Regions from separate parts of the Homo sapiens genome. Here region 1 is linked to region 2. A link is a loop called in an ENCODE intact Hi-C map of the cell type or tissue named here. Cell type or tissue: stomach. All regions are shown on one strand. Each heading gives the region's core, and the rest is flanking DNA. Links, peaks and the distances in the headings are about the cores only.

The links. A loop is a pair of places that touch in the nucleus more often than their neighbours do. Peaks named below come from ENCODE experiments on the same cell type or tissue, not always from the same donor. Only the 100,000 strongest peaks of a DNase experiment are listed, where the experiment ranks them.
Region 1: a loop joins it to region 2, with 2.3 times the contacts of the local background. A loop is called at or near these places in 59 of 110 quality-filtered maps.

Annotation. Positions count from the first base shown.
Region 1 is chr12:67,362,219-67,367,603 of GRCh38, forward strand. No RefSeq gene overlaps it. Among named protein-coding and RNA genes, the nearest start is that of LINC02420, 78 kb to the right of the region's middle. In stomach, for the core only: no CTCF peak of the experiment used is centred there; no DNase peak of the experiment used is centred there.
Region 2 is chr12:67,428,960-67,434,344 of GRCh38, forward strand. The region is part of intron 3 of LOC105369812 (a long non-coding RNA gene); the gene reads left to right. Among named protein-coding and RNA genes, the nearest start is that of LINC02420, 11 kb to the right of the region's middle. In stomach, for the core only: no CTCF peak of the experiment used is centred there; a DNase peak (open chromatin) is centred at 2,032.

The DNA.
Region 1 (5,385 bases), core at 237-5,236, 67 kb before region 2:
TGTTTGGAGAGCATTTAGGTTGATGAACACAGTGACGTGCTGGAAGGGTGGTGCACCCAGAGAGAACATGGAAGTTCCGCACTCCTTCCCACATACCTTGCCTAATGCAGTTCTTCCATGCGACTGTTCTTGAGTTGTATCGTTTAGAATAAGCCTGTGAATGTAAGCAGTGTTTTCCTGAGTTCTGTGAGTTTTGCTAGGAGCTGTGAAAAAAAGTTCTCTGAAAAAGGAATTTGGAGGAAAGAGACTTTTTTTTCAGCAAATAGTTTGCAAACTGGCAGAAGCAGCCTTTGGAGTAAAAGGAAGATACCTTCCAGAGAGCAAAGAGAGTGTTTGAGCTTTATAGCAAAATTCCGGCCCAGGTTCCCAATTAGGTCTGTTCATACGAATGAAGGATTGAAACACGCTTAGTTCTGATTGGTTGGCACAGCTAAGTTCCGATTGGTCAATACAGCTGAGCCCTGATTGGTTGACACAGCTGATATTTGATTGGTTGGCTTCCAAGCCCCACACTGGAAGTCTGTCAGATGTTTCTTTCAAACAGCCAGTAGGGGTGTATTGGGCCACAGTTTATCTTGGTACCAAAAACAGGAACTAGTTTGGCTTGATTTTAGAAAGGGAGGTCCTATGGTACTTTTACAATATCTTTCTGAGAACACGGAGTACCTGACTGCTCCCTCACGCTGCCATGCTGCCTGGTTCTGTTTTAACTTTGAGCACCTAAAAATGACCATTTGTCAAAATGGGAACCCCTGATTTATAGCCAGTTGGTCAGAAGCATGGGAGGTCTGAACTTCGGATTGGCATCTAAAATGAGGGTAGCCTTGTCGTGGGGCTGGGCCCTTAACCTATGGAATCTGTTGCTAGCTCCAGGTACATAGTGTCATAATTGAATTGTAGGACACCTAGTTGGTATCCTGAGAGTTAGAGAATTGGTTAGTGTGAGACCTTCCTCCCCTCACCAATGTTTGGTGTTCTGTGGATAGAAACAGATCACAGTAGCTAGAAGACACACAAGAGACCTGAATACATTGTAGAGGGCCAGGCAAAACCATTGCAGGGGAGGAAAAATTGCCTCCTTCTACCTTTCTAGGTTCTTGCTGGTGTAGAAATTAAATTGACATAGGATTAACAGAAGAAAACAATTTTAATTATGTGCATGGGAGTCCCACAAAAGTATGATACCTAAAGAAGTTGTCAGATGATTAAGGTTTATGTGTCACCTGGAACTACAGAAAAGAATAGAGATTTGGGGTTGGGGGACAAGAGTGGAGGCAAATTACAGGAGGCTGGGAGGAAAGGCCAAATTAAGAGGAGATGGCCATGAAAAGCAGGTTAAACAAAAGTAAGATTTGTTATGCCTTCACCATTGATTGAGTCTCGAGATTTAGTTGTCTTTTTCTTTCTGGTGCAGAGAGGGAAACACCATTACAAATGGAAGTTTTCTTTATTGATGTAAATTTCTCTTAAAAAGGGTAACTTTTTAGACATTCTGTGTCTGCAGTTTCTCAGAATAACCAGCTCAAAATAATCAATATGCCAAAAAGGCACATTTTAGGGTGGCATATTCTGATCTCCCGCAGTCATATTTTGGTGTGGTGTGTCCTGAACCCATCATTTGTTCTTCAACATCAGCAAAAACCTGGAGAACTCAACCATTGCTGAGGCTTATTTGCAATGGTCAGCATCCAGTCTGGAAAACAGAACCCATGCCAGGCAGTAGAGGGCATTTATTATGGAAACTAGTTGAAGAGGCATTGGAAAAGTGAAAAGGGGGAAAAGGTGAGGCAACCTCGAGAGTAACAAAAGCAAGAAGACTTCATCACTCCTAGAGCTTCAGTAACTCCCTGTGGGCAAGATGTTCAACCCAGCTACTCTGTATTTCTCTAAAGTACTGGTTATGTAACAAGGAAAAGAGAATGGAGGTATCTGAGGAATAAAGACTCACTGATAAAATGAATGAGAATGAATGTAAGATTTGACCTTACATTAAGTCAGGAGTGGTAAAGCAGCCAGGGGCAAAACTTTGAGAACAGCAGCCAAGGGGGAATGGTCTTGGAGAGGCCTGGGACTGTTCTGGCCAGGTGAGGTGGTCTCCACCCACAGGGAGGTGAGGATTTGGACTCAGAGCTCTTGGCTTATCTCAAGTGTGAAAGAGAACCAGCTGTGTTTATTTACATTTCTAGGAGAAGAAGCTATCTGGGAGGCCATTCTTGACATGCAAACCACCTGGGGGGTCTGGCACCAGCATTTCTGGTGGCACTATTGATGTTGGCAGTTCTAATTACTCCAAAACACTTTTTCCCAGAGAGCATCAGTGAGGCCATAATTAAGGCAGGGTGTGAAGAGGCTTTGAGGAAAAATTCTCACTGTGCTTCAGTGGAGTTAATGCTTATTTTCTGCAAGTGATATTTCAAGAAGATAAGAACAGGTTCTAGTTTCCCCTAATATCCTCACCTAACTTCATCTAAAGAGACAGGTCTCAGCCAAGGTCTGCTGGTACTTTTGGGGGAAGTGTTCCCATCGTTTCCATCATTCTCTGCTTTGAGCTATAAGAAATGAAAGGAAAAAAATCATTTGAGACAAGATAAACAAAAAGAAATGATAGCTTTGTAAATGGTAATATATACTCCTACAGCATTGGTGTGAAAATACTATTTCCTGCACTATCAAAGCCAAGGTCAGGGATTTTATTTTAGGCAAAATTGTAAATGACGATTCAGAAGTCATTTAGTTAATAGAGGTACCCCTTGCCCTATTTACACTTTTCCCGTCCTCATTAACTTCTCCACCACTGTTGCTACCATCATAATTTATTTGGGGGGTATTGTGTGCTAGGATTTGTAAAACTGGTTGACTTTCTTGCTTATTAACATTTTTTATAAAAATATTTGAGGTAAGATAGGTTGAAAAAGATGACAAACAGTAAAATCCAGGGATTATTTGTGGATTTCACCATTCTGGGCCTATCCTATTCTTTTTAATCATCTATAAGCATTTATGATTATAATGCAAGGAATTCTTCATTTCTGGAAGTTATTATTTTTATCTTTTCTGGAAGTGAAATTACTTTTGGAATTCAGTAATTTCTTATCTGAAGAAAAATGTTCTCTTATCACAAATTCCCACTTTAGGACAAAAATGCTATTGAAGTTACAGTATTTAAATTTTTCTGTGGGATGAAACTTTGATTTTCATACTTTCAACTGGCATTTCTTATACAGTTGTGGTGCTGGGGGAGAAAAACATACAGCCAATGGGTCTCCAGAAGAAAAGGTCCCTAGAGTATTAACCCCTTCCTTCCACAGAGGAAGCCATACTCACGAGTGCACTTTGCTCATTGGGTAGTCAAAGCCCCATGAGCAGCCTAAATGCTATAATTTAGGAGGTCCCAGTCCTAACCTGTCCTTGTCCCCAGATGCCTCTCCCATGCAAAAAAAGTCTTCTGTTCGATGGCTGCCTGAAATTCTGCCCATTTGTTCTTTGTTTGAATTATCATCCTGGGCTTCTTTTTAAAATGCACATATTTCTGGGTGGGTTAGACAGTCATTGCCAGATAAGAATTGATTTTCAACCAGATTGCTTTCTGGGGACTCTAAGGCTTCTTGGAGGTTATAATGCGAGACAACACAGGGCAGCATTTCTGGAGCGTCTTTGAGGGGGCCAGAGAGAAAAGTGCCAAGCTGTGTACAAGGAGCATGCAATAGCAAAGAAGGCACCAGGGCCAATTTGGCTTATTGGAAATTTTGCCCAGAACATATCCTGTTGTTGACTGAACCATAACTACTACTAGAAATAATATTCCTCATTTGCAGAACTAGTAAAAACATCTTTGGAACTGTATTTCCAATTAAATGAATGACTATTTATTAAGCCATTATCATATACGGGATATTGAGTAAGGTAGTGTTGGTATTTACTGAGCATCTATTTATTACATGATATAAGTTTTGCATACATTATTTTACTTAATCTCCTCATCAACCCATTTTGCAGGCGATGAAACCTAAAGCAAGAGAAGTCAAGTTACTAGGTAGGGAGTGACAGACCTAGAATTCAAGTCTAGTTCTAGCCTTGTATTTTTAGAAACCATGTTTCTGAGCTTTTAATCAGGTCTGTGTGAAACTGCCTTTGCAAAAATTATGAAAGAGAAAAACCTGATTTAGGAAAATTATGACAATAAAAGAAATCTGACCTAACTGATTTCCTCTTGCTTTTAACCCTAAGCTGCCCTTGTTCATTCCTGGGAGTAGGCTAACTATGGGAAGAATTTAGTTATAGTTCAATTTAGAAACAAAGGATACAAACTCCTTCCTTGTTTGTACATCAGACTGCCTTTGTAAAACTAACCAATTAGCCACAAGATTAGAAATTATGACTCGGGAGTCATGCAGCCAGAGGCCACAAGATTCCTAACCTCCCAGCTGGATAACATCACTATTGTAAAATCTAAGATTGGTGTTCGAGGTATTTTTCAGATCCTGCATTCTGACGGACCAGCTGGTGCCACTTAGACCAATAAATTGCTTCATCTGGTCTTGTGGGCCCCACCCAGAAATTGACTCAGGACAAGAAGACAGCTTCGACCCCCCACTGCGTGATTTCATCCCTGACCCAACCAATCAGCATTCCCCATTTCCTAGGCCTCTGCCTGCCAAGCTATCATTAAAAATCCCTAGCGTCCAAATTTTCAGGGAGCTGATTTGAGTGATAATAACCTCCTGTCCTCTTGCTTAGCTGGCTCTGCATTTATTAAACACTCTGTTGCAAAAACCCACTGTCCTTGGTGCATTGGCTCTTCTGAGCAGTTGGCAAGATGAACCTTGGGTGATTACATATGTGTCTAGAAGAGAGCTAATATATTGTGGTGGGATCATCTTTCTGCAGAGCACATAACACTTTTTAAAAAGCACTGAGTAATTACATGATGGGGAAATACCATAGACAATCTAGTGCCAGGTCTTGTGTGTCTCCCTTGGGTAAAATTATCTTCTATAATAAGGTCATGTTAATTTTTTAGATGCAAATAACATGTACATAGGATATGAGACATTGCAGAACTCACAGCTGAGGTACACATGTGCTGCTAGTTAAAAACATTGAGAGACGGCCGGGTGCGATGGCTCACACTTGTAATCCCAGCACTTTGGGAGGCTGAGGCGGGCAGATCGCCTGAGGTCAGGAGTTCGAGACCAGCCTGGTCAACATGGTGAAACCTTGTCTTTACTAAAAATACAAAAATTAGAGAGGTGTGGTGGCAGGCGCCTATAATCCCAGCTACTCGGGAGGCTGAGGCAGGAAAGTTGCTTGAACCCGGGAGGCAGAGGTTGCAGTGAGCCGAGATCAAGCCACTGCACTCCAGCCTGGGCGACAGAGTGAGACTCC
Region 2 (5,385 bases), core at 103-5,102:
ATTCCTTCTTTGGGCCACTGCACTCCTCTACCATAAGGCTGGACTGCACTGAGGAATAGAGATGTTCCCCCATTGCTGACTTCCTGATGAAGCTCCTCTGAATTTCCTTAGTCTGAATGATGCATAATTAAGGAAATGTACCCCTAGGGAAGGAATGGCTCCAAGGTCAAGATCAAGTCTGAGTAGTGAGTTGGGTATCAAATCTTGTTTTTGCCACTCTGCAGAGTGGGAAGAACACATTGTTTTGGAGATGTGAGACACTGTGTAGGAACAAGCTTGTGTCCATGATGGAAACCCCATGAGGAAAGTCTACCTTTTTGGATAATTTTCCTTTAGGTGATGTGTACAGATTTAAGTTCCATAAGAAGAAAATGTGGTGTTGGCTCCTTGAGTTACCCTGGTTGTTCAGACGAGACCCATGCCTTTTGCTCCTCTGTGGTGATGCTATGGAGAATGAAGGGTCTGGGCACTTGATTGAAGTATAGCCAGTACCACATCAACCTCTTGTCTGAATCCTTGAAAAGGGAGAAGTATCCATCTAAGGGGATTGTCTGGGAGTTCTGGATAGTGATCAATGGAGGAGAGGCCTACGGAAGTAGAAAGGAGAACAACAGGGTGCTCAGAGCAAGTTCCAATTCAGAGAAGTAATGTGAAATAAATCTCCCCCTTCCCAATATATTCTTAAAGAATCTGACCCATACCTGGGCAGTAGGAGAAGAGGATGCTTGGGTTAGATCTTTCTTCAGTAAAGACCAATGAGACTGTCACGTCCTTCATGCTTTCAAAGACAGCAAGTCAGAGTGAATTTTGTGTATCCTATTGAATGGGATTTGGCAGAGACAGAATTGAGGGGGCCCTGCTAGATCTGCAAGGGCAAGGAGAGTGCAGACATTGAACTTTGTTTGGAATCCTGGCTGAGGTGTCTTAGGTAGGCAGTGAGGAAAGCCAGTAGTCTCAGCTTCAAGGGCAAGTGGAGTCTAGAATAAAGAATAAAGGGGGTAGTCTGGTGGTGAGAACAACATCAAGAATCAGGCATGGCAACTCAGAAAAGCATCCTGGAGAATGCTTTAGTATGTCAGACTTCGTATGGAGTAACTTTCATCTGAGGACCATATAAATAGCAACAGAATAGCAATGTTTACCAGTCTTCATTCATTTTACAAAAGCATATAGAAGGCTTCATGTGTGTCTGGCCTTGCATTAAGCTCTGGAGACACCTGCAATTAGAAGAGCCTGATCTTGTTTTGAACAGTTTATAGTCCAGGGGTGATCTGGAACATCAACATGATGGTTTCTAAGTTTATTGATGGGATACACACAGGTGCTCTGGGCTCATAGGAGGGTACACAACCTAGACTTTAACTGGGAGAAGTGATATCCAAGAAGACTTCCTAGAGGAAGTGGTATTTAAAGGGAGGCCTGTTCAGGAGGGAGAGGCTACAGTTGAGGCTGGAGAGAAACCATCAGGGTCAGATCGTAATGGGTTTTATGGCAGCCTAGGAGGTAGGTAGTGCTGTCATTATTTTATAGCTAACGCCAGTGAGCTCAGGGGGTTAAGTGACTTGCCCTGAATCAAACAGTGCAGGGGACAGACCTGGAATTGGATCTAAAATCTATCTTACCACAAAGATGAAGCTCTTTCCACTCCACTCCTCTCTGTGCTTTTTAATTTGGGAAAAGTTTAATGAGCTAAAATTTTTACCCCCTCAAAATTATGTGTCCATCTCTAATAGGCCTCTCTGTCCCACTTTGAGCTAAAAGTCATTGCATCCTCTCAGGATCAAACAAATTGAAATTTATTTTAAAATATTCTTCGCCGATCCTAGTGGAGGCAGCAAATCACCAAAAACTCAGCTCAGGGCATCGGCCTAATGCCTCCGTGAGGGAAGTCTTGGAAGAGCCGGGTCACATCTGTGTTCCAAGTGAGAGAGTCCAGAGAGAAAAGCACACAGCAGTTTCTTTCATAAAAATGTTAAAAGGACTAGTTTGTTCATGACCTTGGTTGATTAGGGTCAGGTACTTGACATAATAATGCTTAATATATCAGAAAAATCTGTGTTTGCTCACTGGCCCATGCGCCTGATCCGGCTTCCCCAGCTGTAACTTCTCAGGACTCAGCCCTCGGGAAATGCAAGTCAGTTTGAGCTGTTTTTTTGTTCCCCCTCCCTTCCCAGTTTGGTGCAAAATCCAATGTAATTTTGGCATTTAACCACTGATAAGTGAAAAATAAAGTTCATTGAAAGTGAGTGTTGTCATAGTTCATAAGAACTCACAGTCCCTGCATCTGGACAGCTGCCTTCTTGGCCAGACATCCGATGACAGTCTTTCCATTTTATCACAAGGCTTTGGACTTCAGTCACTCTATGTTTCCCTCCCTGAGGCAGTGCAGACCCTGATTTGTCTTAGACAAAATTAAGAAGCAGTCAAAGAATGCCTTTAGGGCCATCAAACTCCCCCTTTTCCCTCTCGTATGGAGTTTCACACTCAGTGGCTTAGGTGCCCAGCATGCCATGATCTTTCTCTCCTTCCATTAAAACGATGACCAGGAAAGAATCTGAAGCATAGTCATTGGAAGGGAGGAAGGAGTAATTATGACAACAATAGCAGCTAACACTTAGATAGCACATACCATGGGCAAGACAAACGATTCTGAGTTTCATGTGCATTGACTCACAAATTGCTCCAATAACTCTATGCATTACAGAATATCATTATCTCCTTATGACACAGAGAGGTTAGTTTACTTACGTAAGGTCATGTAGAAGGTTGTAGAGACATGATTTGAACCCAGGAAGTCTGGTTTCTTCCATGTACTTAACCATTATATTTGAGAATGAACGTGATTAGTTGGCCAAGATGTTGCAAGCACTGTGCTAGATACTGTAATGTGTTATATTACTTAACATTCCTAACTAGCTTTTGATAAAGGTTTTAAAACCTCATTTTACAAGCAAGATAGAGAGGATAAATGATTTGCTAGGATTTCATACCTAGTAAGTGTCAGGGCAGAAATCTAAATTATGATCTGAATGAGTGCAAATTCCACATTGTTTCCACCGGAGCATTTCTGGATCCAGAACATCAATCCCAGGGTAAGTGTCACTCTCTTTTGATATGGCTCTCACCTGAAACCTCAGCACTCCAGGAGGCTAAGGTGGGAGGATTGCTTGAGGCCAGGAGTTCATGACTAGCCTGGTCAATATAGAGAGACCACGTCTCTGCAAAACAAAAATTTACAAAAAAATTAGCCGGTCAGAGTGGTGTACACCTGTAGTCCCAGCCACTCGGGAGGCTGAGGTAGGAGAATCACTTGAGTCCAGGAATTTGAGGTTGCAGTGAGCTATGATTTTGTGCCCCTGCACTCCAACCTGGGCAACAGAGACTCTGTCTCCAAAAGAAAAAAAGTATCAGAGCATTAAGTTAGATGATAGGAGTAGTAGTGACCTGTAGGTAGGAGAAACATTTTATTTGGTGGGGGTGGGGGGGCAGGGGTGATGAGAGTTTCTTGGCCCTAGAAATTACACTCTGTAGGCTGGTGTCTACTCAGCCATGCTAGCACGCTAGCCTCACATAGAAGCTTTTTCTCTGCAGTTCTAGCCCACTGTATTTGACTGGCCTCACCCCAATAGTTCACAGCTTCCCCACCCCCAAGTCACCATATCTGAAATTAAACTTGCTTTCCTTATATTCCCATCTAGGGTTAATAGTGTTGCCTAAGGTTGAAATACCCCTTCTCCTTCACCTGCCACATTTAATCAGTCCCTAAGTTCTACAGATTCTGCCTTTTACCAACGTTTCTAGTCTATTCTCTTATGCCTCATCACTCACACTGACTTTGTTTAGATCATTCATCATCCTTTGCCTAAATTATTGTAGTTGTCTCCCAAGTGGCCTCCTTACTCTGAGTTTTTCTCTCCTTTACTCTATCCATCATACCGCCCCTTGTGTAATTGCTCTAATATGAAAATCTGATCATGTCACTTCCTTGCCCAAAATCTGTCTGTTGCAGGACCCTAGCACTTACATAATATTTCCTCAAACTGCATGCTAAGGGCTTCAGTGATGTACTCTTGGGACTGAAGGTATCATCAGAAATTAAAAAAAAAATACTTTAATTTCAAGGACAGTTTAAAATTTAAATAGATGCATCTTCTAGATCATTGGATGACTGTTTGTATAACTAAATGCTGCCAGTTGATTTGTCTTTACAACTGCCTTTGCATTTAAAATTACCCTGAAGACAGGCTGGGCATGGTAGCTCATGCCTGTAATCCCAGCACTTTGGGAGGCCAAGGTGGGTGGATCACCTGAGGTCAGGAGTTTGAGACCAGCCTGGCCAACATGGTGAAACCTGTCTCTATTAAAAATATAAAAATTATCCGAGCATGGTGGCTTGTGTCTCTAGTCCCAGCTACTCGGGAGGCTGAGGCACAAGAATCGCTTGAACCCAGGAGATGGAGGTTGAAGTGAGCTGAGATTGCTCCACTGCACTCCAGCCTGGGTGACAGAAAAAAAAAGAATTACCCCAGAACCAAACATATAGACAAGGGAAGTGCTGGCCATGTGACATCACCACAGCCTCTTTGAATGGTTGGTTCCAAGCTAGTATGACTAGGGAGGAGTGACATTACTGAGTCATTGCTCAGCACGTCACGGAGACAACCTGAACTGAAAATATTCCACATGCTTACAGTCAGTACCACATTCCTAGGCAGCAGACATTTTGTTTCAGTAATATTCGTTGCATTAAATGAATTTTGTTAATTTGCATTTAATTGGTTTTACATTATAATTCTTTTGGATTTATAATTGCATAAGGTATACACACTGGGAAGTTATACCCCATGGTTAAACTAAATTTGGTCTGAGAATGCCTCCCTACCTTGAGTGCCTAGGTAACAAACTACAACCTAACTTAGTACACACACAAACTGAAAGCCTAACTAGGAGTAAAGTCTCAGCCAATCACAGGCTACCAACTGATCAGACCATGTGCAAATAAAGCAACCACTGAGCTGTAACCAATCAAGCTGTTTCTGTATCTCACTTCTGTTTCCTGTCCATAAGGCTGCCTGTCCAACCTTGTGGACCGAGATCTCTGAACCTCTTCTGCTTCCGAGGGCTGCCTGATTCACAAATTGCTTATTGCTCAGTTAAACACTGTTAAATTTAATTCATCTGAAGTTTTTTTTAACATGCTTTATGTTTGTATATATTTAAATAATGTAGTAAAAATGAGTTGTCAATACCAAGAATATTTAATTAAATTCTTTTAAAAAACTGATCCATACAGTTTTCCATACCAAAGTCTGGGAAATCCTTACCTGACCAGTAGAATCAAGCACAAATTCCTCAGAGTGGCATATGAGGCCATTCTGCCCTTTC